Regions from separate parts of the Homo sapiens genome. Here region 2 is linked to region 1. Evidence: read pairs that join two places in POLR2A ChIA-PET (ENCODE). Cell type or tissue: endothelial cell of umbilical vein. All regions are shown on one strand. Links, peaks and the distances in the headings refer to the core of each region. The heading gives the core; the rest is flanking DNA.

Evidence for each region. ChIA-PET counts read pairs that join two places held together with the same protein. Peaks named below come from ENCODE experiments on the same cell type or tissue, not always from the same donor. Only the 100,000 strongest peaks of a DNase experiment are listed, where the experiment ranks them.
Region 2: POLR2A ChIA-PET joins it to region 1 with 5 read pairs; 5 of 35 experiments call an interaction of 5 or more read pairs at or near these places.

What each region holds. Positions count from the first base shown.
Region 1 is chr11:111,747,736-111,763,438 of GRCh38, reverse strand. It overlaps PPP2R1B (protein phosphatase 2 scaffold subunit Abeta), which reads left to right. Exons shown (of 15, transcript NM_002716.5): 4 at 2,388-2,620; 5 at 3,488-3,635; 6 at 7,989-8,144; 7 at 8,345-8,459; 8 at 8,870-8,940; 9 at 9,862-9,996; 10 at 11,107-11,280; 11 at 15,425-15,485. Among named protein-coding and RNA genes, the nearest start is that of PPP2R1B, 11 kb to the left of the region's middle. In endothelial cell of umbilical vein, for the core only: no CTCF peak of the experiment used is centred there; no DNase peak of the experiment used is centred there.
Region 2 is chr11:111,625,690-111,641,392 of GRCh38, reverse strand. All of the region lies in intron 3 of SIK2 (salt inducible kinase 2), which reads right to left. Among named protein-coding and RNA genes, the nearest start is that of SIK2, 31 kb to the right of the region's middle. In endothelial cell of umbilical vein, for the core only: no CTCF peak of the experiment used is centred there; a DNase peak (open chromatin) is centred at 7,222; H3K27ac peaks cover 1,359 bases.

The sequences.
Region 1 (15,703 bases), core at 5,540-10,539:
ACTCTCTGCTATAGCTCTTAGAAAATCCAAATTCTGTACCTTAGCTTACAAGGCTTTTTATGACCCGCCTCTGTAGGATTATCATATGCCCAGTGGTACTGCATGAGAAGAGGTGACAGTAGGCAGGGAACAGACTGCAAAAGGCCTTGATAACCTCTTCCATTCACATTGGTCATCTTTCTGTTTTTTGAACTAACCAAGCTCATTATTCCCTTAGGACCTTTGCCCTAGGTCTTCCCTCTAATGAAAAGCTCTTTCAAGCTTTCTGTGGCTGGCTCCTTGTCATTCAGGGATCAACTTCAATGCATCTCCTCAGGGAGGTTTTCCCCAACCACTCAACTTAAAATAGCCTCACAGTCATCCCTTACTACATCATCCTACTCCTTTTTTCTATAGAGTACTCATCACCATCTACTTATTTTCTTGATTGATTGTTGTCTTACTCCATTAGAATGTAAATGCCACTAGAGTGAGGAACCTTGTCTGCCTTGTTTCTTCTGTGTCCTCAATGCTAGAATATACCAATAATAATGTATTGAAAAAATGAGTTTCAGAGGCTTGGAAGCATGAAACAGGCTGGGTTCAAAACTGCCGGAGTGTGGCTGGGTGTGGTGGCTCACACCTGTAATCCTTGCCTTGGGAGGCCAAAGCAGCAGGAGGATTGCTTGAGGCCAGGAGTTCAAGATCAGCCTGGGCAACATAGTGAGACCCCAACACTTAAAAAAAAATAGCTGGGCATGATGTCATGTGTCTGAGTCCTAGCTATTCGGGACGCTGAGGCAGAAGGACGAGGAGTCTGAGGCCGCACTGAGCCATGATTGTGCCACTGCACTTCAGCCTGGGCAACAGAGCAAGACCCTGTCTCTTAAAAAAAAAAAAAAAAAAGAACTGCTGGAGTGTGAAGTGTTGAGGCTGGGTAGGCAGAGTGGTCATCAAGGGCCAGGCAGAGTTCAAATCAAGAGACCACTCATAAGCAATTCTCAGGAGCATGGCCTCATCCTGTAGTAATGATAGCTATTATCCAGTGGTACTGCACGAGAGGGGGTTACAGTAGGCAGGGGACAGATCATGAAATGCATTGGCAAGTGAGAAACAGTATCTTTTCAATGAGTTTCTGAAATACCTTCTAGGAAAGCTGAATACTGTCTACCTGTGTGTATCAAACAATTTTTAAAATATATTATTAGACACACTTCTTTTCTTTAACTCATTATGCTTCTGTTTCACTCTTGGTTAGTTCTATATGTGGGTTTTATGCTTTAAAATCTGTAGCTCATGGCATGTGTAGAATCTACCTGGACTACATGCAAACTCAGTAAGGCAGAGGTTCAGAGAGCCAGCCTGTTTACACTTTTTACTAGGCCATGCCATATTCAGTTACTGCTCTTAATCCAGACCATCCACCCCATTTGGCTTCTTTTATTTCTAAAGCTGTAAGCAAGGTGTCCTACCATCTCTGTACTTTACCTTTTTTTTTTGAGACAAGAGCCTCACTCTGTCACCCAGGCTCAAGTACAGTGGCACAATCTCGGCTCACTGCAACCTCTGCCTCCCGGGTTCAAGTGATTCTCATGCCTCAGCCTCCTGAGTAAGCTGGGTTTACAGGCGTGTGCCACCATGTCTGGCTAATTTTTGTATTTTTTGTAGAGACAGGGTTCCACCATGTTGGCCAGGCTGGTCTCGAGCTCCTGACCTCAAGTGATCTGCCCACCTCGGCCTCCCGACGGCTGGGATTACAGGTGTGAGCCACCGTGCCTGGCCAGTCTCTGTAGTTTTCACTTGATTGTTCTGTCAGAAACTCCTTTCTGCCCTATGGCTAATGGAAAGTTGCTGAATGTGTTCTGAAAAAAGCAATTTTGCATTCAGCATTTTATAGGTTGGATAAAAGGATGGGATGGAGATGGTGGATAAGGGTTGCTTGCACCTCTGGGAATGGTGGAAAGATACTGAAAAGGCTGTGGACTCAGTGACCTGACAAGCTGTTATCCTGTATTTGTGGTGCCTAACATTGGTCATAGTTTTGTACTTACTCTTGAGGAAATATACATGATCCTGTCTGAATTTGGCTATGTATCTTTTAAACCTAGTGATTCAACTCACAGTAATATTAATATTGTGTCAAGTCTTTTACACTGTGTCATTTGTAGACACCATCTGGGAATTGCCATCTGGGACACGAGATCTTGGCTTTTCTACAGAAGTCGTGTCTTTGGGTTGGCCGCACCATATGTTATCACTGTGTGAGCTGAAAGTAACCATTTGGTATGATGCAGCTAACATTCTGGTTACGTGTACCACCTCCCTTCAGTCACTTTAAAAGGTGATTATCTGTTTCTAACCTGATTCAATAAGTTTTCTTCTCTGGTTTTCCTTTTTAATCCATTCAGCCTCCTTTGGAAAATCTGGCAACTGTGGAAGAGACTGTTGTTCGTGACAAGGCTGTGGAGTCCCTGAGACAGATCTCCCAGGAGCATACTCCTGTTGCTCTGGAAGCTTATTTTGTACCTCTGGTGAAACGCTTAGCAAGTGGGGATTGGTTCACCTCTCGCACATCTGCATGTGGTTTGTTCAGCGTTTGCTATCCCAGGGCATCAAATGCTGTTAAAGCAGAAATCAGACAGTAAGCCATGGTATTTTTTTGCCTTGTTAAAGCAGAAATCAGGTAGTAAGCTATGAGTTATTTGGGATTACTGGGGACTTGTAGCTGACAATTTACATAGTACCTTGTTACCAATGAGTGGCTGATACTAGGATAGTAGGATTTATGACATCTTTCTTTTTTTTTTTTAAGAGATAAGGTCTTGCTCTGTTGTCTAGGCTGGAGTGCGGTGGCACAATCATAGCTCACTGCAACCTTGAACTCTTGTGCTTAAGTGATCCTCCAGCCTCAGCCTCCAAGTAGCTAGGACTACCGACATACACTACTGCGCCTGGCTAATTTTTAAAAAAAATTTCTGGCTGGATGCAGTGGCTCATGCTTGTAATCCCAGCACTTTGAGAGGCTGAGGTGGGAGGATTGCTTGAACTCAGGAGTTCAAGACCAGCTTGAGCAACATAGTGAGACCTTGTCTCTACTAAAAAGAAAAAAATTAGCTGGGCATGGTGGGACCCGCCTGTATTTCTAGCTACTCAGAAGGCTGAGGTGGGAGTTCACTTGAGCCCCCGACAAACAACAACAAAAATATTTTTGGCATATAGATAGGGTCTTGCTATGTTGCCCAGTCTGCTTTCAATTCCTGGCCTCAAGCAGTCCTCCTACCTGGGCCTCCCAAAGTGCTTTGATTACAGGTGTGAGGCACCATGCCTGGCCTATGATGTCATTTTTTATTATCCAGTTGAATATGTTTTATTTTTGTTACTTCTATAAGTAGAAGCTTAGTCACTGATTATTGTAAGATAAAACCTCTAAAAGTCTGTCTGTGTGTATGGGGGGCAGGTTTATTCAGTGTTATTTGATGGGAAATACCTTCATTGTTTTATGTTGCAGGCAATTCCGTTCCTTGTGCTCAGATGACACACCAATGGTACGACGTGCTGCTGCTTCCAAATTGGGTGAATTTGCAAAAGTTTTGGAATTAGACAGTGTGAAAAGTGAAATTGTTCCACTGTTCACTAGTCTAGCTTCAGATGAACAGGTAAACTAACTCTTAGTATTTAAGGGACACAGATATGCTCCTTTCCTCTAAATTTTCAGAATTTCTTTGGGGAGTTTTAGTTTTCTTGTTAGGATTCTTTTTACAGAATTAGTGCTGATTCTGGCCTGGTTAAAGTGTAACATGCTTATCTCAATGTTCTTATGTTTCTTTCTTAACCAGACCATGATTTCTCTCTTACATTAGCAGCTGTTAAAAGAGTGGGGAGTCAGAGAGGAAATGGGAGCCATAATTAGAAAGGAAGACCAAAGCTGCATGGAGGGTAACATACCTTTGGGAATTGCTGGCTGTATTGTAATATGAGGGAGTAATGTTTCCTGGAATTTTTGACTTTTCAGATAAATAAGCTTAGAATGTGTTAGGAAAGCTATTTGACTCTCTGCTTCTTCTATAGTAGTGTATGGGATTACTTCACATAATCGTATTCAATTCTGAAGATCTAGATCTCTTTGGTGTAGAAATAACAATAAAACTAGCAAACATCCAAATGAAGTACTTAATTTTTCTCTGCCTTTAAGTAGTTATGTGTATTAAGTAATTCAGTCCTTACAACAGCCCCATGAGATAGCCCATTTTACACATTAGAAAACAAAGGCACAGAAAGTTTAAGTAACTTGCTGAAGTTTGCATAGTTAGCAGTAGTGGAGTCAGAATTTGAATCTAGGTGGTTTGGCTCCAGAATTTGTGCCCTTCACAGCTAGGCTGTCCCGCTTCTCTGTAATGGTGCTTAATAGGATCAGCTCCCAGAGTTCCTGGACTCTAGAATAGTCCTTTTGGGCTTTTAATTTGCATGTTGCCTGCCCTAAGATCGCTTCATGTGTACAGGACCACAAGCCCCAGGACACATATTAATGAGTCTCATTTTCAGATCCTAAATCTAAAGATCTAAATCCTACTTTGAAAATAATTTTAAAAATTATTAGAATTTTTATTCTAATAATAAATGTACAAAATGAATGTATAACTTAATGAACTATTAGAAGGTAATACCAACTTGTTAACGATCACCTATGATAGGAGACATCACTTTGACAGCCACTATCCCAGAATCCCTCCATGGATTCCCTTTCAAACACAATCTCTCTTTCCTCCTCCACTTGCCACTCCATTTCCTTAAGAGTAACATTATCCTGACTTTTATGGTAAGCGCAGCCTTTGTTTTCTTTGCACTTTTTCTTTTCTTTTCTTTTCTTTTTTTAAAAGGAGTCTCACTCTGTCACCAGGCTGGAGTGCAGTGGTGCAATCTCGGCTTTCTGCAACCTCTGCCTCCCGGGTTCAAGCAATTCTCCTGCCTCAGCCTCCCAAGAAGCTAGGACTACAGGCGCATGCCACCACGCCAAGCTAACTTTTGTATTTTTAGTAGAGACGGGGTTTCACCATGTTGACCAGGATGGTCTCCATCTCTTGACCTTGTGATCCGCCCACCTTGGCCTCCCAAAGTGCTGGGATTACAGGCGTGAGCCACCGTGCCCGGCCTTCTTTGCACTTTTATTACCTAAATGTTATAGTTTAAAACAGTGCTTTACAACAGAAATATAATGTAAGCTACCTGTTGATTTTAAGTTTTCTACTGGCCATGTTTTTATAAGAAAAAAGAAATAGGTGAAATTAACAATATTTGTATTCGACCAAAATTTTCCAAAATCTTATTATTTGAGTGTAAATAACGTGTACCAGCCACATTTCAAGTCTCAGCATGAGATGATGTTGTTAATAGGGTGGTAGTGAAGATGGAAAGGATTTGGATGTCAGTTTGGAAGTGGGATCAATAGGTTAGTATTATTGGATTGGATCAGTGGGAGAGGAATCAAGATCTCCTAGATTTTTTGCTTGAGCAACTGGGTGGATGATGGTGTCATCGTTAAGATAGAGAAAATTCTGGGAAGAGGAACAGGTGTAGGAGAGAAAACGAAGTTCTGGAAGAGAAGTAATTTTTTTTTTTTTTTTTTTGAGATGGAGTTTCACTCCTGTCGCCCAGGCTGGAGTACAATGGCATGATCCCAGCTCACTGCAACCCCTGCCTCCCGGGTTCAAGTGATTCTCCTGCCTCAGCTTCCTGAGTAGCTGGAATTACAGGCGCCTGCCACCATGACTGGCTAATTTTTTGTATTTTCAGTACAGATGGGGTTTCACTGTGTTGGGTAGGCTGGTCTCGAACTCCTGACCTTGTGATCTGTCCGCCTTGGCCTCCCAAAGTGCTGGGATTACAGGTGTGAGCCACTGCACCAGACCAGAGAAGTAATTTTTTAACAAATATGTATTAGCTTATATTTCAGTAGTTGATTAGCAGTCCCATGATTTAGCATCATTTTCGAAATTCAAAAATATCTGTGTAGTCACTACCAAGAACTTAGTCCTGTCTTTTTTAGCCTGTGCACCTGCATACAGAGGAATGTGTGTGTCTTTGGCATATAGTCAGTTATTGTTGATACACAGTTTCTAAGATTTGTAATATTTTGGAAGTTGGAGTCACTGTTATGTCTCTCAAGTATGTGTATACGTATATACATAACTGTTATTGTACACACTTAAAATTTTTTACCTATTTCTCCTGGGTGCTAATGTTTACATGTATTAAGATTCTACCTTATATATGTATAATACACAAATCTACAGTCTCAATTTCTAATTTCTCATTGATGTTTCTTTTTTTTCGGTGTTTTTTTTTTTTTGAGTTGGAGTTTTGCTCTGTCACCCAGGCTGGAGTGCAGTGGCGCGATCTCGGCTCACTGCAGCCTCTGCCTCCTGGGTTCAAGCAATTCTGCTGCCTCAGCCACCTGAGTAGCTGGGATTACAGGCACGTGCCACCATGCCTGGCTAATTTTTGTATTGTTAGTAGAGATGGGGTTTCACCATGTTGGCCAGGCTGGTGTTGAACTCTTGACCTCAGGTGATCCGCCTGCCTCGGCCTCCCAAAGTGCTGGGATTACAGGCATGAGCCACTGTGCCTGGCCCCTCACTGATTTGTCTTGTATATTTTCCACTTGTTCAAAGGACGTAGGTGTCACGTTGACATTGGCTGTTTACATTTGGAAAGTTGAGTTCATTAATCCCATACTTTTCTAATTTCTGTGTTTTTCTAGCCACAGCTTCCTCAAAGTTATTCTGTCCTTGATCTTCGACATTTAAATCCAACTGATTTTTGTTTTTGATTTCTAACTTTTAATTGTTCTGTGTATTTCTTTCCAAGTCATTATCTTATGCTGCCTACACTCCTGTTACTGCGACCCTGATCTGAGTTTTTTGAAAACTAAGCTTTCTAAGTGATTTCCTTTACTCTTACTCTTACCTTTGTCCTAATCTGTTATAAATAACTTGTACAAATATTGTTTTCATTTTTATCCCTCAACTTTCTGTTATAGTAAGGCTTTGAAGGCATCATTAAAATGTTTTTTTTTTCTTTTTTACTTAATTTTAAAATTTTCATTTCCTTTATAGAAACTCTGCATTCTAGCCAAGGTAATTACTTTGCTGTTTACTCATAGTACAAAGTCATTTCTATCTTTATGACTTTGACATGCCATTCCAGGCAAAGGGAGCAGCTCTTTCTTTTTTTTTTTTTCCTTTTTGTTTTTTGAGACAGAGTGTCACTCTGTCGCCCAGACTGGAGTGCAGTGGTGCAGTCTCGGCTCACTGCAAGCTCCGCCTGCTGGGTTCACGCCATTCGCCTGCCTCAGCCTCCCGAGTAGCTGGGACTACAGGCACCCGCCACCACGCCTGGCTAATTTTTTTTGTATTTTTAGTAGAGATGGGGTTTCACCGTGTTAGCTAGGATGGTTTCCCTCTCCTGACCTCGTGATCCGCCTGCCTCAGCCTCCCAGAGTGCTGGTATTACAGACGTGAGCCACTGGGCCCGGCCGGGAGCAGCTCTTTCAAGATATAAATACACGGCCAGGCGCAGTGGCTCGCGCTTGTAATCCCAGCACCCAGCACTTTGGGAGGCCGAGGCAGGTGGATCATTTGAGGTCAGGAGTTTGAAACCAGGCTGGCCAACGTGGTGAAACTCTGTCTCTACTAAAAATACAAAAATTAGCTGGGCGTGGTGGCTCCTGCCTGTAATCCCAGCTACTCGGGAGGCTGAGGCAGGAGAATCACTTGAGCCTGGGAGGCGGATGTTGGAATGAGCGGAGATTGTGCCACTGCACTCCAATCTGGGTGACAGAGTGAGACCCTGCCTCAAAAAAAAAAAAAAAAAGAAAAAGATGTCAAGACGTGAAACTATATAAGGTGTGGCAGTCTTGGTGGTGTTAATTTTTTTAAACACCTGCACCACCCCACAGCAGTTCCCCATGGGTCTCAGTAAATGTCTGAATTACAGAAATTTTGTTCCTTTAGGATTCAGTGCGCCTCCTTGCTGTGGAAGCTTGTGTCAGTATTGCCCAGTTATTGTCTCAGGATGACCTTGAGACTTTGGTGATGCCTACACTTCGACAAGCAGCAGAAGATAAATCTTGGCGCGTTCGCTATATGGTGGCTGACAGATTTTCAGAGGTAAAGTGATCATTTTTAAGTACTAAGGAAATAAACCTGAAAACACATAGATTTGCTGTTGTACCCAAAGTTTCTGAATTAATTCTTTTCAATGGGAAGTGCTGTGGCAAAAATATGTATTTACAGATTGCACAATTTTGTTTTGTTCTTGTTAATTCTTTTGTTAGTATACATTAAAACCCGTTCAAATTCTTTTATAGCTCCAGAAAGCCATGGGTCCTAAAATCACCCTAAATGACCTCATCCCCGCCTTTCAGAACCTACTTAAAGACTGTGAAGCTGAAGTCCGGGCAGCTGCTGCCCACAAAGTAAAAGGTTAAGGAGTTCAATTTATGTTGGAACATGTGTCATTCATTTTGGTGCATTTTTTTGTTAGTCAATTTTGCATGTTTTTTGTTCTAGAATATGTTTTTAAAATACATAGGGATGTTTTTAGTGTGTGGAAATGTTACATTGTCACTTAAAGATAGTCTCTTTATATTTAAAACCAAGAAATCATTTTGTCTTGTTTTTGTAAAAAAAAAAATGCCTTTCAGGTTGGATTGGTGTGATATGCAATGGCATAGAGAGTTCACGAAAAAGTTTATTTAGAACAAGAGCTGTTTTCCTTATTTGCTTAAACATATAATTTAATTGAAATTATTGATAAACCTGGTTAAATGTCCTCATTTGGCTCTTTGTAAATGGCCCTGTGAAAGCATTCTTTTTTTCTATTTATCTTTTAGAACTTGGTGAGAACTTGCCCATTGAAGATAGAGAGACCATAATTATGAATCAAATTCTGCCTTATATAAAGGTAAACCTGACTTTATTTTGTTTCACTCTCTTTTATATGAAGGTAAACCTTAATCTCATTATTTTTGTTTGTTTGTTTACCTTAAAGCTCTTTGAGTTTAAAGGTTGACAGGGAATGAATGGGGAAGATGTGTTAATGTGCAACATTGTTATTCATCACTTATTAGCCCATTGTAATTGTAAACTGCTCTTTGGTGCATAGGTTTATGTTACCTAACAAGTAGTCTGAGGAAACATTATCAACTAATCAGTATTGAAATAGTGCTGTCTTTAAATTCCTTGGGGTCAGGCATGGTGGTACATGCCTGTAATCCAAGCACTTTGGGACGCTGAGGTGGGAGGATTTCTTGAGCCCAGGAGTTTGAGACCAGCCTGGGCAACATAGTGAGACCCCATTGCTACAAAAAATACAAAAATTAGTTGAGCCTGGTGGCATGCACCTGTAGTACCAGCTACTTGGGAGTCTGAGGTGGGAGGATTGCTTGAGCCCAGGAGGTTGAGATGGCAGTGAGCTATGATCATGCCACTGTACTCCAGCCTAGGTGACAGGGTGAGACACTGTCTCAAAAAAAAAAAAATTAGGCCAGGCGTGGTGGCTCACACCTGTAATCCCAGCGCTTTGAGAGGCCAAGGTAAGAGGATTGCATGAACCCAGGAGTTCAAGACCAGCCCTGGCAATGTAGTAAGAACCTGTCTCTGCAAAAAATGAAAAAAATTAGCCAGGCCTGGTGGTGCATGTCTGTAGACCCAGCTACTCTGGAGGCTGAAGTGCTTGAGCCTGGGAGGGTGAGGCTGCAGTGAGCCAAGGTCATGCCACTGCACTCCAGCCTGGGCAACAGAGCAAGACTCTGTTTCCCAGAATAATGGTATGGAAGTTTCTGTTGTCTTGTAATAAAGGCTTTTAATTTCGATTTTATTTTAGGAATTAGTATCCGATACCAATCAACATGTCAAATCGGCTCTAGCTTCTGTAATTATGGGATTGTCTACTATTTTGGGCAAAGAAAATACCATTGAACATCTTCTACCTCTTTTCTTAGCTCAGTTAAAGGATGAGGTGGGTCTTGCTTTATGTTCTGTTGCCTTTGATAGTAATTTGATTTTATTTGATTTTGGTTTAGGGTTTCATTAAAATAGAACCCCCAAAAAGAAAATGGATAAAAAAATCATAACTTATTTTAAACCAATGACACCTGTGATTTTGGGTATGGGGTTATAGGTTCCTCAGAAAGTGGGCAAAAGTACCCATTAGAGTAAACCTAGAAATATCTGTTTATCATCTTTACCTGATTTTTGCTTTATACTCCCTGGTTTCTTTAAAGCTAATGTGTCTTTGTTTAAAAAGTTTCATTTATTTAAGTTTAAATATAGTATCAAAAATTATAATGATACCTAATATTTACTGAGTAATTACTACATGGCAAGCATGAGCCTTAGTGCTTTGCATGTATTTTTACATGCAATTCTCACAACAATCCTGTGAGGTAGGTCTTATTATTATCCCTTTTTGTTTGTTTGTTTGTTTGTTTTGTTTTTTGAGACGGAGTCTTGCTCTGTCGCCCAGGCTGGAGTGCAGTGGCGCAATCTCTGCTCACTGCAAGCTCCGCCTCCTGAGTTGATGCCATTCTCTTGCCTCAGCCTCCTGAGTAGCTGGGACTACAGGCGCCTGCCACAGCACCCAGCTAATTTTTTGTATTTTTAGTAGAGACGGGGTTTCACTGTGGTCTCGATCTCCTGACCTCGTGATCTGCCCGTCTCGGCCTCCCAAAGTGCTGGGATTACAGGTGTGAGCCACCGCACCCGGCCAATTATCCCATTTTACAGATGAGAAAGCTGAGGCATAGAGGGTTAAAGTAACTTGAGCAAGGTCTTTCAACAATGACAGATCTGAAATTTGAGTGCATCTGATTTAGTTCCAGAGATTATGCTCTTTACCATCTTACGGACTTTTCTTGTAGTCTTTAGTATTACGGACTTTTAATTGAAATTTCTGATTAAGATCATTTATGTTCCTTGAGTTATTTATGTATTCACTATTATTTCTTCAAGATTATCCATTTTTTTTTCACCTGAGTCTTACCTCACCTTTTATCTTACCCTGACAGGAGACTGTTGGGCAGAGTACTTGATTTTTAAATGTGGTCTTTTGGGGCTTGTGTACTTGCAGTGTCCTGACGTTCGTTTGAATATCATCTCCAATTTGGATTGTGTAAATGAAGTGATTGGAATCCGTCAGCTCTCTCAGTCTCTCCTTCCTGCCATAGTGGAGCTGGCAGAAGATGCCAAATGGAGGGTCCGCCTGGCCATCATTGAGTATATGCCGCTGCTGGCAGGCCAGCTGGTGAGTATGTGTTGCTCCATGAACTGCAGGGTAGTGTCAGATAGTGACAATTTACCATGGCAAGTAGGAGGCCTAGTAGCCTGTATGCTTATGTTTGTTTAGATGCATGAAAGTATGGCCTTGTTCTTGTTACCTATAGGATGGTTTTTATGTTTGTTAGTGCATACGTTTCTTTTCTTTTAAGATGGAGTTTCACTGTTGTTGCCCAGGCTGGAGTGCAATGATGCAATCTTGGCTCACTGCAACCTCCACCTCCTGGGTTTAAGCGATTCTCCTGTCTCAGCCTCCCAAGTAGCTGGGATTACAGGAATATGCCACCACACCCAGCTAATTTTGTATTTTTAATAGAGATGGGGTTTTACCATGTTGGTCAGGCTGGTCTTGAATTCCTGACCTCAGGTGATTCACCCGCCTCAGCCTCCCAAAGTGCTGGGATTCCAGGCGTGAGCCACTGCATCTGGCCTATTAGTGCATACATTTCTAACAAAAAGGTATAGGTTGAGTATCCCTCATCTAAATACGCTTGGGACCAGCATGTTTGGGACCAGAAGTGGATTTTGGAATATTTGCATTATAAATATTTACTGGTTGAGCAGCCCAAATTCAAAAATGCAAAGTCCAGAATGCTCCAATGAGCATTTCCTTTGAGCATCATATCAGTGCTCAAAAAGTTTTGGATTTTGGAGCATTTCACATTTTGGATTTTTGGATTTGGGATGCTTAATCTGTATTACAGAAACATATTTCACCTCATCACCACCGAAAAACAAAGCCATAGAATAATCAGTTTCTTGGTATATATAATGTAAATTTTATAATATTTAATGCCTTTGTGACTTAAGAAATGTTTAACTGAGAAGAAAAGGGATTATGGTTTTAGGGTAAGTCTGCTGTGATTTTTGCTCAAGGAAACTTCCCTGTTTGCCTTGTATTCTAAGCAAAATGTCCCTAGGTACCACTTGCCCTACATTCTGATTAAAGGGAGTTGAGGAATCACCATATAGAAAAGAAGTATTGAAAGGCCGGGCACAGTGGCTGACACCTGTAAACCCAGCACTTTGGGAGCCAGAGGCAGGCGAATCACTTGAGGCTAGGAGTTCCAGACCAGCCTGGCCAACATGGTGAAACCCCATCTCTACTAAAAATACAAAAATTAGCTGGGCACGGAGGTGCACACCTGTAATACCAGCTACTCGGGAGGCTGAGGCAGGAGAATCGCTTGAACCCAGGAGGCGAAGGCTGCAGTGAGCCAAGATTGCACTACTGCACTGCAGCCTGGGCAACAGAGTAAAACTTTGTGTCAAAAAAAAAAAAACAAAACAAAAACAAAAACTGAAGCTTGTAATGTTAGTATTTTGGTCAAAGTCCACATTATCACATTATCTGTTACTGTTTGAGTTTCGTGATCAGTGTTACCCTAACTAATACCATGTTAGTTAAAATTTCAAAGCTGGGTTTTATAGCCACATCCTTTCCTTTTTTTGAGTAGGTGGCCTAGACAGTTCTAAGTTTGATGTACCTTCATCTCTGTTGGTAGCACTTATTACAGAGTATTGTAATTGTCTGTTACAGTCTAGTTGGAGAGATGGGTGATCTCTTTTAGGGCAGGGACTGTATTTTATTTCCAGTCCCTACCATAGTGCCCGTCATTAATTAGGCACTTAACATTTTTTATTTTGGGGGCAGGGTCTTGCTGTTGCCCAGGCTGGTCTTGAACTCATGGCCTCAAATGATCCTCCTGCCTCGGCCTCCTGAGTAGCTGATAATAGGCATGAGCCACTGTGTATAGCCAACATTTGTTGATTGTTGAGTATTTTTTGAGAAAGATGTGTCAGTTTACTATTGACATCGCTACAGTTTGTTTCCCCTTCCTCACTCCCACTTCCATTCCTTTCAGGTCACAACATATGGAATTTATTTTTTCTTGTCTTGAACCCCTGAATTTGTATTTTTAATTTTAGTACATTTAGTTTATGAACATGCAATTTGTGGATGTCTGTGGCATTATATGTTTTATAAAATTGAAAGTGTCCGATTCTTTGAAAAGTATACCAGAGGTATTAGTGCATGGCAAATGGGATCAGGTGAAGTTATTTTGTCATCCTTTTTGTCTGTCACTCCCAAGTGCTATGGGTCATCTTCTCTTCACTGGTGATTGTCATGGATCTACTTTTCAGAGTGGAGAGGAGCAGTGATTAACTGATTTGCTGAAGACCAAAACTATCTGGAAGGGAGGGTGCATTTTAGTACCATTTCTTTTAACCTCTGCTCCTTCTAGACCTGGAAAGTTTCCCAGGGTTGCTAGCTCTATAGAGAGCAGTGTGAAAGCAAGGCAGATGGTGTCTTTGGCTGACTTACACCTGTCTGGCAGGGGTGACATGCCTCAGTCATGAACATTTTGCTTTACAATTTTAACTTCTTGTTAGTATATATATTCTCCTTAATTTCTCTTCATATCTAAATATTTTTATATCAGATAGTCATTTTATAAAATTCTCTCAAGACTTTATGTATGACCTGGCTTGTGGACGATGTTAAGTAAGTGTAAAGTTAAACTACAAAAACCGGAAAATAGGCCAGGCGTAGTGGCTCACGCTTGTAATCCCAGCACTTTGGGAGGCCTAGGTGGGTGGATCACCTGAGGTCAGGAGTTTGAGCCCAGCCTGACCAACATGGTGAAACCCCATCTCTACTATACAAAAAATTTAGCCGGGTGTGGTGGTGGGTGCCTGTTACTTGGGAGGCTTCTTGGGAGGCTGAGGCAGGAGAATTGCTTGAACCCAGGAGGCGGAGGTTGTAGTGAGCTGACATTGCACCACTGTACTCCAGCCTGGGCGACAGAGAGAGATTCCGTCTCGACAACAACAACAACAACAACAACAAACTGGAAAATAAAAGTTAATTAAAACTGAAGGAAAATTCTCAACCTGAAATGAAAAAGAAATCTTGGCTGACGTAATCTAAGTGTATGCCAAAATTTGTTCATTATGATCTTTTAGTACAAAGCAATTTTGGGCCAGGTGCGGTGGCTCATGCCTGTAATCCCAGCACTTTGGGAGGCTGAGGCGGACGGATCATCTGAGTCAGGAGTTAAGAGACCAGCCTGGCCAACATGGTGAAACCCTGTCTCTACTAAAAATACAAAATTAGCTGGGCATGTGCTGCATATCTGTAATCCCAGCTACTTGAGAGGCTGAGGCAGGAGAATCACTTGAACCCGGGAGGTGGAGGTTGCAGTGAGCTGAGATTGTGCCACTGTACTCCAGCCTGGGCAATAGAGTGAGACTCCATCTCAAAAAAAAAAAGCTATTTTGTCTTATTCAATCACTATTTTCAAAGCACTGACACATTATATTACCTCTCTTTTTTTAAAATATAGAATCACCAGTCAGGAACTTCTTAGAGTTCAAAGAAGCAAGACTGTAAATGTGTAGACCCCAGAAGGGAGGCACTAGGAAAGTGTGTCACAGCATTCTCCATGTGGTGTGGAAGCCCCGGGGTTAGAGGACTGTGTAAATCTGCTCCCGGAGCCCATCCCCAGCCTGCACTGAAGTGGCCACCTGTTGACAGTCGGGAGGAACAGGGCTGGGAGAGCAAGCCATGCCTGGGCCATATGCCCTGTAGTCCTGGGCCTGCTTTATTCTCCCTCCAGGGCTTTCTCCTGTTGTCTCGAAAATACTCTCTTTAACTGGGGATATCTCTATGTCTTGAGGTCAGTTGCTTTATCCTTAAGGATTTGTCATAATAGTAACCAAAAAGGGAAGACGATTGAGAATTAGTAATATTACTGACAGGTGTTTTCCTGGGTAATTCATTTTTACAGGTAATCCAGATTTGCTTGGCAGACCATACACAGTGCATTCTTCCTGCTCTTTTGCAGTGTTGTGGCTGACTTCTGGCCACCCTGTTCTCTTTTACCTAGCAGGGCCTATGCCAGCTCACGTATGCTTTTTTTTTGTTTATGATTTCCGTCCAATAAATAGATTTATGGTTTGTTTGTAATTCCTGTGGTGTTTCTATCTCTTATTTGTTTATTTGGAAACAAGTTTTTTTAGCCTTCAGGTAACCTTGGTGTAATGTAAATAGACCATCTTTATTTCTGAATTTTGGCAATGTATGTTAATGGAATCTTCTGTATCTGTAGGGTGTGGAATTCTTTGATGAAAAGCTGAATTCTTTATGTATGGCTTGGCTCGTGGACCATGGTGAGTAGATAAAAACAGATTATTGAAAGCCCATATATCCATGATTTTCATACATTTCCTTTTAGAAAGGAATCTCAGTCTGACCAGATATTTTGCCTTAATATTGTAGGAATGAAGAAAGGCTCTAATTAAAGTTTAATCTTCTGAATATAAATTTGACGTTTCTACCAATTTTTTGTATCTTCGATTTTATTTTCTCCATTAAACAATTTATTTGC
Region 2 (15,703 bases), core at 5,261-10,260, 120 kb after region 1:
GAATATGGGAAGAGCTTATTTAGGAGGAGAAGAAGGTAATGTGCCCAGTTTGTAATTTTCTTTTCAACAAGTCAGTAAGTAGGGACCTGGAATTTAGGGAAACGTAAAGGCTCAGGTTATGGATTTGAGGTTCATCTGCCTAGAGGCCTGAAGCCTTGGGAATACAGAGCTCAGTGAGGGAATGCATAGAACTCCTTCTCTTACAGGACAGGAAAATGAGATAGACAATGGTCTTAAAAGTAGGAAAAGAAAACAGTCACAAAAGGCAATTTCCAAGAAAAAAAGAGAATGCATGCTAAGAGTCAAGTTGCTGCAGTGAAGTTAAAGAGGGTGAGGACTAAAAAGGAGGTAAATTTCGCCATTAGTTCACTGAGGCCTTTACCAGATGCTATACTGGCACCGAGTTTGTAACTTTATGCCTACAAATACTATATTTGCAGACCATCCTGTCTAACATGGTGAAACCCCGTCTCTACTAAAAATACAAAAAATTAGCCGAGGGTGGTAGCGGGGGCCTGTAGTCCCAGCTACTCGGAAGGCTGAGGCAGAAGAATGGCGTGAACCCGGGAGGCGGAGCTTGCAGTGAGCTGAGATCGCGCCACTGCACTCAAGCCTGGGCTACAAAGTGAGACTCCATCTCAAAAAAAAAAAAAAAAAAAAAAAAAAAAAATTGCCTGTTTCTTCTGACTTTCTAAAGAACTTTTCTCATAGTTTCCCGTAGCACTTATAGCATAGTATAGCATAGTTCTAAGTGTTTTTAATTCTCCCTTAGATAGTACCCTCCTCCTCAAATACCAAGACAGGAAACCCAGTCATTATTTCTTGAATGAAGGGCCAAATAAATGGTTCATAATGGGATAAAGAAACAAAGAGAAAATGTTATACTATTTAATGTTTAACATTTAAACATTAAATGTTATTTTATGTTTACATTTTAAGAACAAAGCTGGATATTTACATTTTAAGAACCCCCAATATTTAATGAAAAGCAAATCTATCTTAAAATGATTGTGCATAGGCAGGGCAAAAGAGATTATTCTGCCTGTTTCAAGATAGCAGACTGGGAACCAGCTAGTTTTCTCTCCTACATCAATTCCTGGAAATGAAAGAAAATTAATTAACAGTCACACAAGAACAAAAGGAACTGATGGACTAGCAACTGGGAATATTTTGTGATTTACAACAGACTAGATCAAACTAAAGAGGAAAATCACAAGCTAAGATATACAGACACAAAAAACAGCAAGAGAGTTCTATGCCCAAAGTGTTTCATGCCCAATGGTGAAGTATTGGAACAGGAAAGGGCTGAGGGACAGTCAACAGTCTTATTAGTTGGAATACCACAAGGGATGCAGTCAAGTCAGATCAATCCATGTTCACATCCTGTGCCACACACCCTGCGCAGTAACAGAGAGTATACAACTCCTGAAGAGAGTATTAAATATTAGAGATTTAATCTTAAATCTTAGAGACAGGGCAGTGTCCAAGGTGGCTGGGGAAAAAAAGGAAGCATTCATTCCTAGTAGAGCAGTCTCCAGGATATCCAGCCCAGAAATACTTTCTACACACTCCTCTACTTTCACTGAAAATCCTGAGTCAAAACTCCCATGGCAAGTCTTAGTCCCCTTCCCAAGCAGACTGCCTAAACAGAAGCAGGAGAGAGTATAACAATGAATTTCAATGAGAAAGATGCATATACAATCAAAGGATGGGCAGACTCTTGAGGAATGTGAATCTCATTTAAGGCAGAAAACAACTTCAGCAAATGAGGTACACATCTAAAGAAAAAGGGTTAACAAATAAATGGAATAGGATTTTAAAATAAGCATGTTTGACTTATGCTTCTGGCCATGATGTTGTAACATGAATCGGATTTAACCTTCTTTTAAAACAACCAGAAAACTGGCAAAAATAAAATCAGGTGAGGCTTATGATCTCCTGGCTTTCTGCCTGAAGGCAAATTCTGGATTTCTGAGCAGGCACAGGCATCCCAAGCATGCCATGGCTGTTTTCCTGAGTAAAGGAGACAGAAATTAGAATTCCAGAAGTCTAAGGTTTCCAGAAGATGTGGAGCAAATTTCTGGAGAAGAGGGACTATGCAGAAAAAAAATAATAATAAAGGCTCAGAAATCTGCTATTAAGTCTTTGCTAGATACTAAGAAATATGTGCCTAGGATGAAGTTCTATAAGGTTTGGCAAAGAATGACAAGGTGTTGTGAGCTGAATGGTTCCCAGAGCTCATATAGGTCTGAGGACCATTTAAACTTCTTTCAGCCAAACTGGAGACTGTTTACTGATCATTCAAGGCATTCAGTAGAAACCTTAGAAGGACCACAACTAGCATAGGGCTACTGCAACCCCAACACTAACAAAACTTGAAAAGATCAAGCCAAACTATAAGTAACTTAACTGCTGCCCACTAAAGCTCAACACTGTTTCAGGAAGATAACAAAATCCAGAAACTTGGCAATGTAAAGCTCACAATGACTAGCATCCAAAACAAAACAAAACAAAAAAACAACAACAACAAAAAATTAAACATACCAAGAAGCAGGAAAATATTACCTATAAGCAGGAGAAGGACAACAGAAATAGACCTAGAATTTATAGATTATGGAATTATAAGATGATGTTAAAATAGTTATTACAACTATGTTCAAGTATTTAAAGAAAAACATAAGAAAAAAGGAACATCTAGAGATAAATATATATGTTTACTATCTTCCCAGAGATAAGAGACTATATCACATATATTTTACAGAATAGAACAGGAAACAGGAAAAAGAACAAACTAAAGAACTTGGAAACAAAAAAAATCTCACTGTTGAAATACCAGCTCAACTGACTTGAGAAACTTGAAGCCTCAGCAATGGAAAATGCCTTGAATCAATATAATTTACATAGTAGAATGCCCCAAAGACTCAGGAACTGATGGCACAAGAAACTGGAAGTTGGTGTAAAATGAAGCTAAAATAAGGATGATCAGGTGAAGATGGTTTAAAAAATAATTCAATCCCCAAATCTCCTCCCTTCATTTTATGGACTGGGTGAGTGCCCTGATTTCTACCCCAGTAGAAATCTAGAGGCTTATCCTCTCAAGGAGAGACTAAAATGAAGGGTCTCCAGACCTAAGAACCCTAGGTGCAGTTGAAAACAGAAAGCTTAAGTAAACATGCATACCGGATACTGACATGCGTTAGCATTCCTCATCCATAAGGCCAAAACTATGGCAACCAGGCTTTACCTTATGGGTAGAAGACAAAGAATCTTCTCTTGGTAATCCATCAACTCAAGTGTAAAGATACAAACATTGGAAATCCCCAATATAAGAACACAGTCAGATCACCCTAGCAGTGAAAAAATCCCTTCTACTGGCTCAGTTTCCAATTAGCTTCTTGGTTCCCTGCTCTTAAATAGGAATTGACAAACAAATATACGTAGTAATCACCTAAATAAACTCTAACACGTAATATATACACTAAAACAAACACACCAACAGGAAAAAACAAATCACAGAGAAGAAAGACTACACGAAGAAATGAAATACAAATGAAAGATAAAGAGTATACAAAGAAATGAAAATTTAACAAAATTATTGTTGTTCTGAGAGAGATTTAATAAAGATATTATAGGCTGGGTGCAGTGGCTCATGCCTGTAATCCCAGCACTTTGGGAGGCTGAGGTGAGTGGATTGCTTGAGACCAGGAGTTTGAGACCAGCCTGGTCAACATGGTGAAGCCCTGTCTTTACTGAAAGTACAAAAAAATCAGCCAGGCGTGGTGGTGGGCACCTGTAAACCCAGCTACTGGGGAGGCTGAGGCAGGAGAATCACTTGAACCTGGGAGGCAGAGGTTGCAATGAGCCAAGATTGTGCCACCGCACTCCAGCCTGGGTGACCGAGGGAGACTCCTTCTCAAAAAAAAAAAAAAAAAAAAAGATATTACAAAATGATCAGATAAGATAAGGGTGTTATTCCATGGCACACGTTTACCTATGTAACAAATCTGCACATCCTGCATATGTATCCAAGAATTTAAAGCCTTTAGGCAATAAATTTTAGACTAAAAAAATAAAAATAAAAAAAGTAAAATGCTTAAGAAGTTGAAAAAAGAGTGTTATTTTAAAAGAAATAACTAGGGAACAAAATAAACTCATAGATATTAAAATGTGGTAGCAAAACAAAGGTTAAAAGATAAAGTTTATGAAATCCCTCAGGAAGCAGAACAACAAGACAAAGACATGGTAAATAGGAGAACAAAAAAATAAAAAAGAAAAAAAAGAAAATTAGAAAGCCAGTTCAGAAAGCCTAATATCTGAATAAAAGGCATTTTGAAAGAGAATACAGAGAAAAGTAGGGAAATAAATCATCTACTAAATAATTCAAGGCAATTTCCCAGATAGCCTAGCACCACAAATTGAAATAGACCCACACCAAAGCACATCATTGGAAAATTACAGAACACTGAGGACAAAAAGAAGATCTTATAAGCTTACAGACAGAAAACAGTAACTCACAACAAAGGATCAGGAATTGAATCGCTTTAAGTTTTTCAAAAGCAACCCTGGAAATTCCAAGACAATGGAACAATATCCTCATTATTCTGAAAGAAAATTATTTCCAAGTTAAAATTCTATTCCCAGACAAACTACTCTGTATTATGGTAGAGAAACAGCATCTTAAGACGTGTAAGATCTCACAATATTTATGTATCCTTTCTTCAGGTTTTTGCTGAAGTATGTATAAGAGAGGCTTTCCCTGATCATCTTTGATAAAAGAACACATCTTTACCCTCCCCTGGCCTTCCTATCCATCTTACCTTCCTTATTTGTCTTTGAAACACTGACATCACATATTTTCTTTTAATCCCACAACTTAAAACACTCTCACTAAAGTATAAACTCAAAGAAGGCAGAGACTTTGTTAACTTATGATTTCTTAGCACCTAGTACCATGTGTGACACATAACAGGCCCTCAATAAATAATGTATTGCTCTGATAGAAATAAAAGAATACTTTTACAAAAGTGGGTAATGGAGCAGTAGCAATAATTAGACTATTCACATATGAGAGTAAAACAAAGGCATTTTCAGAAATACAAGAAAATAAATACAACAGAAATAAAAGGTCTTCAGCTATCTCACTTGGAGACCTCTTTCTGAAAGCAGAAAGACATTCACCAAAGCGAGAAGAAAAGATCCTCCCTATGTGGACTATGGTTTTTCCCATTTTATTTTAAGTAGGAAATCTACCTCTTTTATCACCGTAATTAGCAGATAAAATCTACCTCTGGTTATCCCCTTTCACAAACAAAGAATTAGCTTTTTCTGAATTAATTTAATCTTACTGAAATTCCTTAATACAATGATTCACTTAATAGAAATTCATCCTGAAAGAAACAGAAAACTAGGGAACAAATGAAACACAGACTGCCAAAATCCTCACATTAATAGAATTCAGTTGGGTATGGTTATGGCCAAGATCAGAATAGCTGATGCTTCTCTCTCTCCCTTCACTGTAGCCTAGCTACAACTGCAGCTGCCAGACATGGGAGCAGCTCACTGCTCACAGTACAGAATGTCAGCTTTGAACCATAACTAACGGCAGGCTGCCAATAATCAGCAGGAGATAGCTGAAATCTAAAATGGAGGTTACCAGGAAAAATGGACTGCATTTCAGAAACTTGTCTATTTTATTAAGGCTTCTTATGCTTGTATTTCCAAACATATGAAGTTTAAAAACAATTTATTTAATCATCTCTGACAGATCCATTCCATTCTTCAAATCCATGTTGAAAAACTTAACTTTATTTCCTTCGATTTACAGACAACTATTTAGGCGTAGAAAGTTGACTGTGAACTCCACTAGAGCAGTGGTCAAGTTACTCATTTCCCTCCCTCCCTCCCTCCGCCCTCTCTCCCTCCTTACTCATTTCCCTCCCTCCCTCCCTCCCTTCCTTCCTTCCTCCCCCCTCCCTCCCTCCTTCCTTCCTTTCTCCCTTTCTTCCCTCCCTTCCCTTCTCTTCTCTTTTCTCTTTCTCTTTCTTTCTTTTTTCCCCAGCACATAAATCACTTACTAAACTCATATACCCCTTTCATTTTTAGAACACACTGAGGTTCAGAAACATTATGTGGCTTAATCAAGGATGTTTATAGTAGAAGTCAATGGCGGAACTAGGACTACCACACACAGCTTACTCCTGACTTTTCTTTTAATGTCCGACCCAATTTAAACAAAGATGGGAGGGAGAACAATAACAATTTTCTGAATCATGAATCATGCTGGCTCTTTCATGTGGTTACTAGTCTCTCTACAAGTTAACTAGAAAGATTTATAAATAATCCAATTAGATCTGACCTCTTCAAAGATAACTATTATACATATCTAATAAAAATTCAAAAGGAAAGATCCTACATCTTACAGCCAAGGATAGTCTAATTTCATCTGCATGCATTCAACATTTGCATAACCCTTCTGAAGTACACACCAATTTAATATCTTTCTATGTTAACATCTACCATCCTCACACATGTGAAGCAAAGTTTGTCTGTAAATCTGCATAGCAGATCATGTTCAGTCAATAAAACCCATACAACATGTGCCCGGAATGTGATTGGAAAGGAAGACGGGGCAGATCATTATACCAATTCCACACTAACTTGATTTTATAATGAGGGCAATGGGAAGACACAGAAATATTTTAAGCAGAAAAATGACAAGAATCAGATCTGTATTACAGAAAGATCAATTTGATAGTAATATGGAGGATGGATTAGAAGAGGGACAAGTCTGGAGGCAAAAAGGACTTAGGTGTTGAAGTGATTCAAGTGAGAAATGATGGCAATCTGAATTAAAGCCATGATAGAAGATGTTGGAGAAGTAAGGACAGATTTAAGCAATACTGACCTGGGACGCTGGTTAATAATAAGTGGAAAAAAAAAAGAATTAAAACTTAGGTTCATACTGGCAAAATAAAGTGCGAAAAACCTTCAAAATTTATTTAAACTTGTAGTAGAAAACAAACGAACTACTTTCCTAGTACTACCTTCAGGCTGTGAAGATATTAACCAAAGACCACAAAAACTGTCCCTCAGGTTCTCTAAGTAACCAGTGTCCAAAGGTATTTTGGCTAAAACAAAGCCCTTTTTCAATTACCACAGCTGGCATCCTAGTATGTTACCACTGAAAGAGAAAGACAGGAAATGAATCAATAAACCCCAGGCATATGCTCAGCCTAGAAAGACACAGCATATCAAGGAGCAGAAATCTGTAAATAAAGACCCTGGGTAATTTAATTACCAGGCCAGAATCTGCTAACTGCCGGTTTAATTGTTTGAACAGCGCCCAAATTGTCTGACGAGGTGATCACCCTAAGATCTTTGTGCCATTTACTGCACATGACCACATGGATGAATATAAGAAATAGTTCTAAAGAATGTAGGAATAGTGAATAACTTTCATTAATCACACCTGTGATTCCAGAGGAAAAAATGTAGTTAAGGCCTTATTGTACTCATAAATAACCCAAGGACTCTTAAGCAAATTCATTTGCCATTCCATATTCCATGCTGCCAGACCAAGAAAATATTATCCTTCAGAGATGAGCACCAAATGCCATAAAAGTCCTGGAGAACAAGTTACCCAGGTTAAATGCATATGTTCTTATTTACCATTATATTCTGAAAAGGTTATGTGAAGGGAGGTGTGGGAGTTAGAAGAAAAAGTAATTGTATGGTGGTAACTACCAGTAAGCACTCAAAAACTGCTCAGTATACTGGAGGAAGCCAATTTTCTCCCTTGATTCAGTTAGTATTTCCTCGTTCATGTTTATCTCGTGAAGAGTAAACCAACAGAAAACTCCTTTCAAAAACTGAACAAAGAAGTACCTCAGACTACTTAACCTGGCAGTGTTCTCCTGTTGGCTTCACTCGGTAAATAAGGTCTACAAGGCCAAAACAGACTATTACACCATTCATTCAACAGGTATTTGTAAAACACTTTGTATTGTGCTAAAGTCCTCAACAGAAGCTTACAATCTATTAAGAGATAAAAGATACACATGCAGACTTTAAATAACAGTGAAAGGCAGTGTGTAGATAAATTCTAAAATGAGTTGTGCAGGAAAGAGAACTACAGTGTTCTCCTAATAAGAAATCAATGTGGATAGAATTAATTGAGAAAAACTTGACTGAAGAGCTGGAACTTCAGTTAGAACTTTTAAATAGGCAGTATTTCAATAGGCAGAGAGCAAAGGGCTTTAGGGCTCCAGATCAACATGAGCACAGAGTTTGAATCAGAGATTTACATGTTCTATTTTGAGAATATGGAGATTAGCTTAGCTATGGGTTTTGTGGGAGTTAATTAGATTTGGTCATTAGATCTGGTAAGCAGTTCATTGGCCAGTTTCCAAAAGTACAGAAGACAGGAGCCCAAACGCTTCCTACTTCCATTATAGATAAGGAGGGAATACAGGACCAAAGCCACATATTAAATTAAGAGGAACAGTTATATTCACTGTAGTTGACAAAACCATTAAATGCTTTCCCTGTTTCTATTCTTTACTGTTAATATATTAAATTAATGATATCCATCAAGATTCAATTCAATTAAATGACATGCTTAAGGAGATGAGGGGCGGGGCAGAAGAAACAGAAATGTGCAAAATCAGCAGACGGAAGCTTGTGAAGTTCAAAGAACTCTAAGGCGGCATATAATCAGTTAGTACATGAAGTCAGAATATGGCTTCAAGTCTTGGTTATGCCACCTACTTGCTTACTTGCTCTGTGACCCTGGGCAAATTGTGTAAGGTCTCTGTCCCTCAGTTTCTTCAACTGTAAAATCCATCTTATAAGGTTTCTGAGAGGATGAAATGACATAGTTTATGTACAGGACTGAACACAATGCCTGATATATGGTAAGAGTTCAAGAAATGATAATCTTTCTTGCTATTATTTTTAAGGGTAGGGTATATAGAGTGCAATGATCCTTGATGACCTTGTTAAGGATCCTGGACTTTACCCCAAAAGCAAGGGAAGTCCCTGAAAATTTTTAACAGGATCAAATTTTTATTTTAACAAGATGACTTACTTAGTACCTCTTATTAGAAATGCCAAAGGAAAATTTTATTCTAGAATTTACTACTAAGAAAAGTTTTGCTTTCTTCGAGGAAGAGGTACCGTTCCTTCTCTTAGATAAAATTCGGTAAATGCCTGCATCTTCTATTCACTTTGACAGCCACAAAGCTTGAAGCCAAATGTGAAGTTCTTAGGCCCTTATGTCCTGCATATTTCTGTTCCTTTTTCCTCCTGACAATTGTTTTCTACTTTTATATCTATTTTCTGATTCAACTCTTTCTTCTTATTTATATTCTAGAATTTTGGGGGTATTATTCTCCTTTGAAACTACTTCAACTCTTTGTGGAATGAGGTACAATATAATTAACTGAACAAAAATAAAGGATAACCATCAGAGCCTCATAATGCATGAATCACACACCGTAGATGCATTCCCAGCATGCCACCATAATTGCTCTTTTGGCGTAAGCCTAGTCAGATGGAGCAAGAAAACCAGATGGCACAGGAAGCCTCTCTATTCAAGAAGTAGAAGAGAAAAGTGCAAAGACCTAAGGCCTTCCTGGAATTAGCAGGGCACGGTTAAGGCAACTGTGCTAAGAGTAGAAGAGAAATTGAAAGTGGCAAGCTGCTGGGAGTTATGCACAGACTCAAGGCTAGAGTTTTAAATATTTTTAATATATAAATGTTGTTCCCTTAAAGTACTTGAACCTCTTCAGTCTCTCCACTCTTCTATTATTCCAGCTCATAAGGCCCTTTTGTTGCTTCACTTATCTCTCTCCTGAACTTGGATCTCACAATCAGCCTTTTCAACAATGACCTCTCTGACCACAGCAACTCTTACATGCATTTCATCTTCCACCATTCTAATCCTCAACCTGGGCCATTCATTCATATTGTCTACTTTTTCTCCTCTTGGATTGAAAAGCACTGCTGATGTGAGTCTACCATAAACTCCCTCACTGCTAATTATTGATCCTTCTATTCATCCCCTGACAATCATATGAGCACTGCTAGCTGTTCTAAACCTTTCTCTCACTACAGTGTCTAATGTACTGCCTTTCTCTGATGTCTCATCAGCTACACTACAGAATGAAATACCTCTATCTTGAATCAACAAACTCATCTTCCTTCTATTCTACCACAAAGAGCCTTTGTAGGCCAGATCCTTGGCACAATCTCTAATTATCATTGTAACTGCACCAATGCACACCTTTTCAGAGAAGGAGGAATTCCTCTCTTCTAAACTAATCATTCCCTCTGTGCCCTTAATCCCATTGTCTCTTGTCTACTCTGGGACCTTATTTCACCATCTCTTTCTTCCTGCCTACATTCTTTTCTTTTCTAGCTGTTTCAAACACCAAGACCACAACCAAAACCATTACATAATACTGAATCCTATGTAGACCCTATTACCCCTCAATTCTTTCCTTCCCTTCTTTCCACCTTGAGAACTTCAAAAGGTAGTTTTATAATATCTTTCTCCCTTTATCACCCATGCATCCTTAACCTCTTGAAATCTGGTTGTAGCTTCCAGTTTACTGAAAAGTACTTTCTTTGAAGTGACTGGTGATCTCTTAATGACCAAATACCCCCACTTCATTCCAAGCTCCTTTGGCTAATCAGGAAAGAAACTGTCCATATTTCCCAAGCCACTCTTCTACTCCATCAATTCCTTTCTTCCACCTGCTTCTAATAAAAGGCATAACCAACTCACTTCTTAGCCTTCTTAATTCTGAAATCTCATTATTACAGCTTCATTGATCACTTCTATTCAGGTAATCCTCAAATCTATACTTCTATTACTAAACTCTCCTTTTTTTTTTGAGAGAGACAAGGATTTACTGAAGTATGATTTATATACAATAAGATGCAAACTCTTAGATGGTTAACTATATGAGGTAATTGTATATTCTGTATAACCACCATTCAAAACAAAAATAAAACATTTCCATTTCCATCACCCAAGATAGTTCTCTCTTGTCCCTCTCCAGTCAGTTCTCCCCTCTCCCTGGAGGCAACTTTCCAGCTTTCATTACTATCCATTAGTGTTGACTGTTATAGAATTTCACGTAAATAGAACCATATATAATCTGTACTCTTTTGTGTCCAGCTTCTTTTACTTAGCACATGTCTGTAAGATGTATGCATGTTGTTGCATGCATAAATAGTTCATTTCCTTTTTGAATCATCTGCCTTTGTATTACTATACTACGATTTGTTCTGGATACATTTTCCCACTGATGGACATTTGGGTTGATCCGACTTTGCGTGACTGTGAAAAAAGGCTGCTATAAAAATTTGCATTCTTCTCAAAATCGTTTTATGGACACTTGTTTTCATTTTTCTTGGGCAAATACCTAGGAATTGAATTGTTGCGTGATGGGGTATATGCATGTTTAACTTCATAAGAAACTGCCAAACAGTTCTCCCAACTGGTTGTACCATTTTACATTCCTACCAGCAATGTATGAGAGTTCTAGTTGCTTCACAGCCTAAAATTTATTGTTGTCAGTTTTTTCAATTTTAATCAGTCTAACTGATGTGAAATGATATCTCCCTGTGGTTTTTAATTTGCATTTCTCTGATGACTAAAAACGTTGAGTAATTTTTCATGTGCTTTTTGGCCATTTGTATATCTTTTGTCTGGTTCCAGTCTTTTGTCCATTGTTAAATTGGGTTGTCTTTTTATGGTTGAATTTAATTATCTGTTGAATTTCATTTGCTCCCATATTTTCAACTATCAATTGTCCGTAGCAAACTAACTGTCCTGATATTATCTCCAAACCATACTTAAAATCTAATTTGTCATTTTTCACTCTGAAAACAGACTTAGGCACTACTGTCAACCACACCACAGTATTCTTCAATCATGTTTGCTTTAAATCCTAACTTGGTGTTTGCTTCTTGACACTCAACAGGAATTCTTGACAGGTGCTAAAGTATAATTACTAACAGTACAGGCTCTAGGATTGCCTGGTTCAAATCCAGAGTCTGTTGCTTATTTGCTGTGTGACTTTGAACAAATTACTGAATCTTTCAGTACCTACCTTGTAAGTTTTTTGTAAGGTTTTAAAAAATAAATCAAGTACTTTAGACAGTACCCAACAAAAAGATAGTGCTCAATAAATAACAGTAGTTGTTATTTTTAGAATTAGAAATGCCTCTTGCTTAAAACCTTTTCTCATGATTCTGACAACTAACATCTTAACCCAAACATTCAGCCTCTCACATCTAAACAATTAAAGTACTCCTAAATGGCTTCTTTTCTCCTCCTCTAATTCAGCTGACACACCACTGCTGGATTTATCTTCCTAAAAAACTCCCTTATAGGCATCATCACTTCCTGGCTCTCAGATGGCCATTCTAATAAAGATCCTAACCCCTTCTCCTACTCCTAATACTTAAGGTTTCCCACAACTGGTCTTTATACGACTCTCTAAAATATGCCTCTTACATATAGGGATAGGGGAAGAATCCAAGAGATTCAAAAGATTGTGTCTAAAATAGAAAAAAAAATCCAGAAATACCAGTACAAGCACATTATTTAGGGAAATGAAGGTAGGTTTAAATTAGTCAGCTAAAATAAATGAAAGTAGGCCAGTTGCAGTGGCTCACACCTGTAATCCAGTGCTTTGGGAGGCTGAGGCATGTGGATCACTTGAACCCAGGAGCTGGAGACCAGCCTGGGCATCATGGCAAGATCCCATCTCTACAAAAAAATTTAAAAATTAGCCTGGCATGGTGGCACACACTTGTAGTCCCAGCTACTTAGGAGGATTGCTTGAGCCCAGGAGGTCGAGGCTGCAGTGAACTGTGATTGCGCCACTGCACTCCAGAATGGGTGACAGAGTGAGATCCTGTCTCAAAAAAGAAAGAAAGAAAGAAAGAAAGAAAGAAAGAAAGATATGAAAGCGGTTGCCTCTAAAGAGGAGAAAATGGGGGAGGAGTGGCAGGAGCATGGGGACTGTATCATCCGTAACAAACTTTGCACAATTATTTGACTCCTTAAACTAATACTAGTAAATGTTTAACTTTTGCAAAAATAAAAACTTGGAAGATAGATAAGCCCAAGAGACACAAACAGAAAGAAAGGAAGGTTGGTTTATAATGAAGCAGACACTATACTCGGCAATTTGGTTGTCCATACCTACGGATAATATTAAATAAATAGACCTATGCGAGGAATAGTTGGACACATCCATTCACTTAGGGCAGCTACCCTATTTGCAAACTGAGGAGTTTGGATTTTATCCAATGAGCAATAGGAAGGTGAGTGAAAGTTACTGAACACAGTTGTAATATAATAAAAATAATACTTTAGGAAGATTAAACAGGAATTATATAAAATGTACTTGACTAGAGAAGAAAGAGAGAATGGTAAAACATGAAGGATTCGCTAATTAAGACATGAAGTGTTGAAAGCTTAGGGCAGGGTGATGACTGGGGAAACAGAAGGATTTAATTTCAAGTCATTTTGCAAGAACAGAGTATGATCTGCTGGCCAACTAAATACAAAACTAACAATGAAAAAAACATTGGGAACATAACACCCTCCCAGCACAGAGTAAGCAATAAAGGAATACTTGTAAAGTTAAATAAAGACTGACTCTGAAGTTATAAACCTGAAATCTTAATATACAGTTCAAAGTACAAAGTTAACTACTGTTTATCTATGGTTTTTTTTCCATCTAAGTCTCCAATTGGTTTAAAACATTTTGGGCTTAATTCACTTAAAATCTTATACAGTAGTCCCCGCTTATCTGCAGGGGCTGTGTTCTAAGACCTCCAGTGGATGCCTGAAACTGCAGACAGTACCAAACCTTATATGTACTATGTTTTCTCCTGGATAAACATACCTATGATAAAGCTAATTTGTAAATTAGGCACAGTAAGAGGTTAACAACAACAATACTAAAATAGAACAATTATAACAATATACTGTAATAAAAGGTATATGAATGTGGTCTCTCACAAAATATCTTAATATTTTCAGGCCATAGTTGACCTCAGGTAAGTGAAACCGCTGAAAGTCCCCTCTGATAGGGGGGACTAATGTACATATTTTTCACTACTTGATTAATGTTATTTGGATGGAATCTTCTCATTTCTATTTTAATATCTTCATGGGCTCCATGTCAGAAACGGGCTGGCTACCAGACCATTCCGTGCTTGTGCCTACCTGAATCTACAGTTTACTATGCTTTTTCTTCCCTATATATTTCATATATAGGCAACAATTTTTTGCCCATTTACATCTTAGTTTCTCCTAGGCTCCCTGTGCCTCCCGCCTTCTTAGTTGGATTCCTTATCCTTACCCTTCTTGGGCACCAATCTCTTTTTCTTCTACCTTCAACTCTTGGCATAATGCCCAACTCTTTTAACTGACCACATGGAAAAATTAAAACAGGGTTGCTGTGTAACATTAAAACAGCTCTGAAGCATGGAGCAGTATAAGGAATCTTCCTTATAAAGAGTAATTAAGAGCAAGGCATGTTTAAGGGCCCATGGTAATAAAGTACATGATAACAGAGTACAGTACACTGAGCATTAATCCTACTGAAAACTGTTTGCAGGCCATTACCTTGTTTTCAAAATTACTTTTTTTTTTTTGTAGTTAATGGTCATTACTAGAAAACTCAGAAAATAAATAAAAGCAACATGATTACGTTTGTGATTCAGAAAGACAATTCTGAAGAAAATGAAAAATAGATCAGTTAGGAGATAATGACACAACATACAGAGAAGGAAGAGTGAGGACCCTAACCTGAGGCATTAACAGTGGTTATAGAGATGGGGACCTCCTAGAGAAATACTTAGGAAGTAGAATAGGCAGGATTCAAAACCTCATTCAGGTAGGAAGGAAAAGGAATCAATACTGACATCAAGGTTTCCAGTTTAAGCCAAGTAAGGGAAAAGAGAGAAATAGTTTTGTAAAAAAAAAAAAAAGATCATGAGTTCTGCTGGGCTTCAAGCTGTATGACAAAGTCAAGGCAAATAAAAACAAATTGAACTAAATGATCTCCACATCTCCTTTAAATTCAGCTTCTTCCCTTCCAAACTAGTGAAGACTATCCAAAGATTTCATGATCTTTTTAAATTAATTCTATTACTCATTATCTTCAATGGTCAAGAAATTAACTGTACCCAAGAGTGGAAAATAAGATAATAGCATTCACTGTCCAACTTTTCTGTGGACATCAGATTCTTCTTTCCAGAACTCCAATTGACCATTTACCCTAGAGATTTTACTTTAAATATAAACCTTATACATTTAAAAATCCCCAAATTATGTCTCAATGTGTATAAAACAATGTAATCCAAATTTGTTTCAAAGATCTTAGCAAGAAAGAACAATTTAGACTATCCTATTTTCATAGAAATGATGCCTAACATGTAACAGCTATTTCTACTTTACTTGTAAAACTACAGTCCAAAGCTTTAAAAATGTTCCAATGGGCAAAGGCTTAAAAATCCTTCTCTTGACTCATTGCCTCTACCTACTACCTCATTTCTTTTTTCCCTTTTTGCAGCAGAACTCCTTGAAAGGGTTGTCTATTTTGCTCTCTCCATTTTTCTTCTCTCATTTGCTCTGTAAGCCCCTTCAATCTAGCTTTTGGCCCAGTCACTCCAC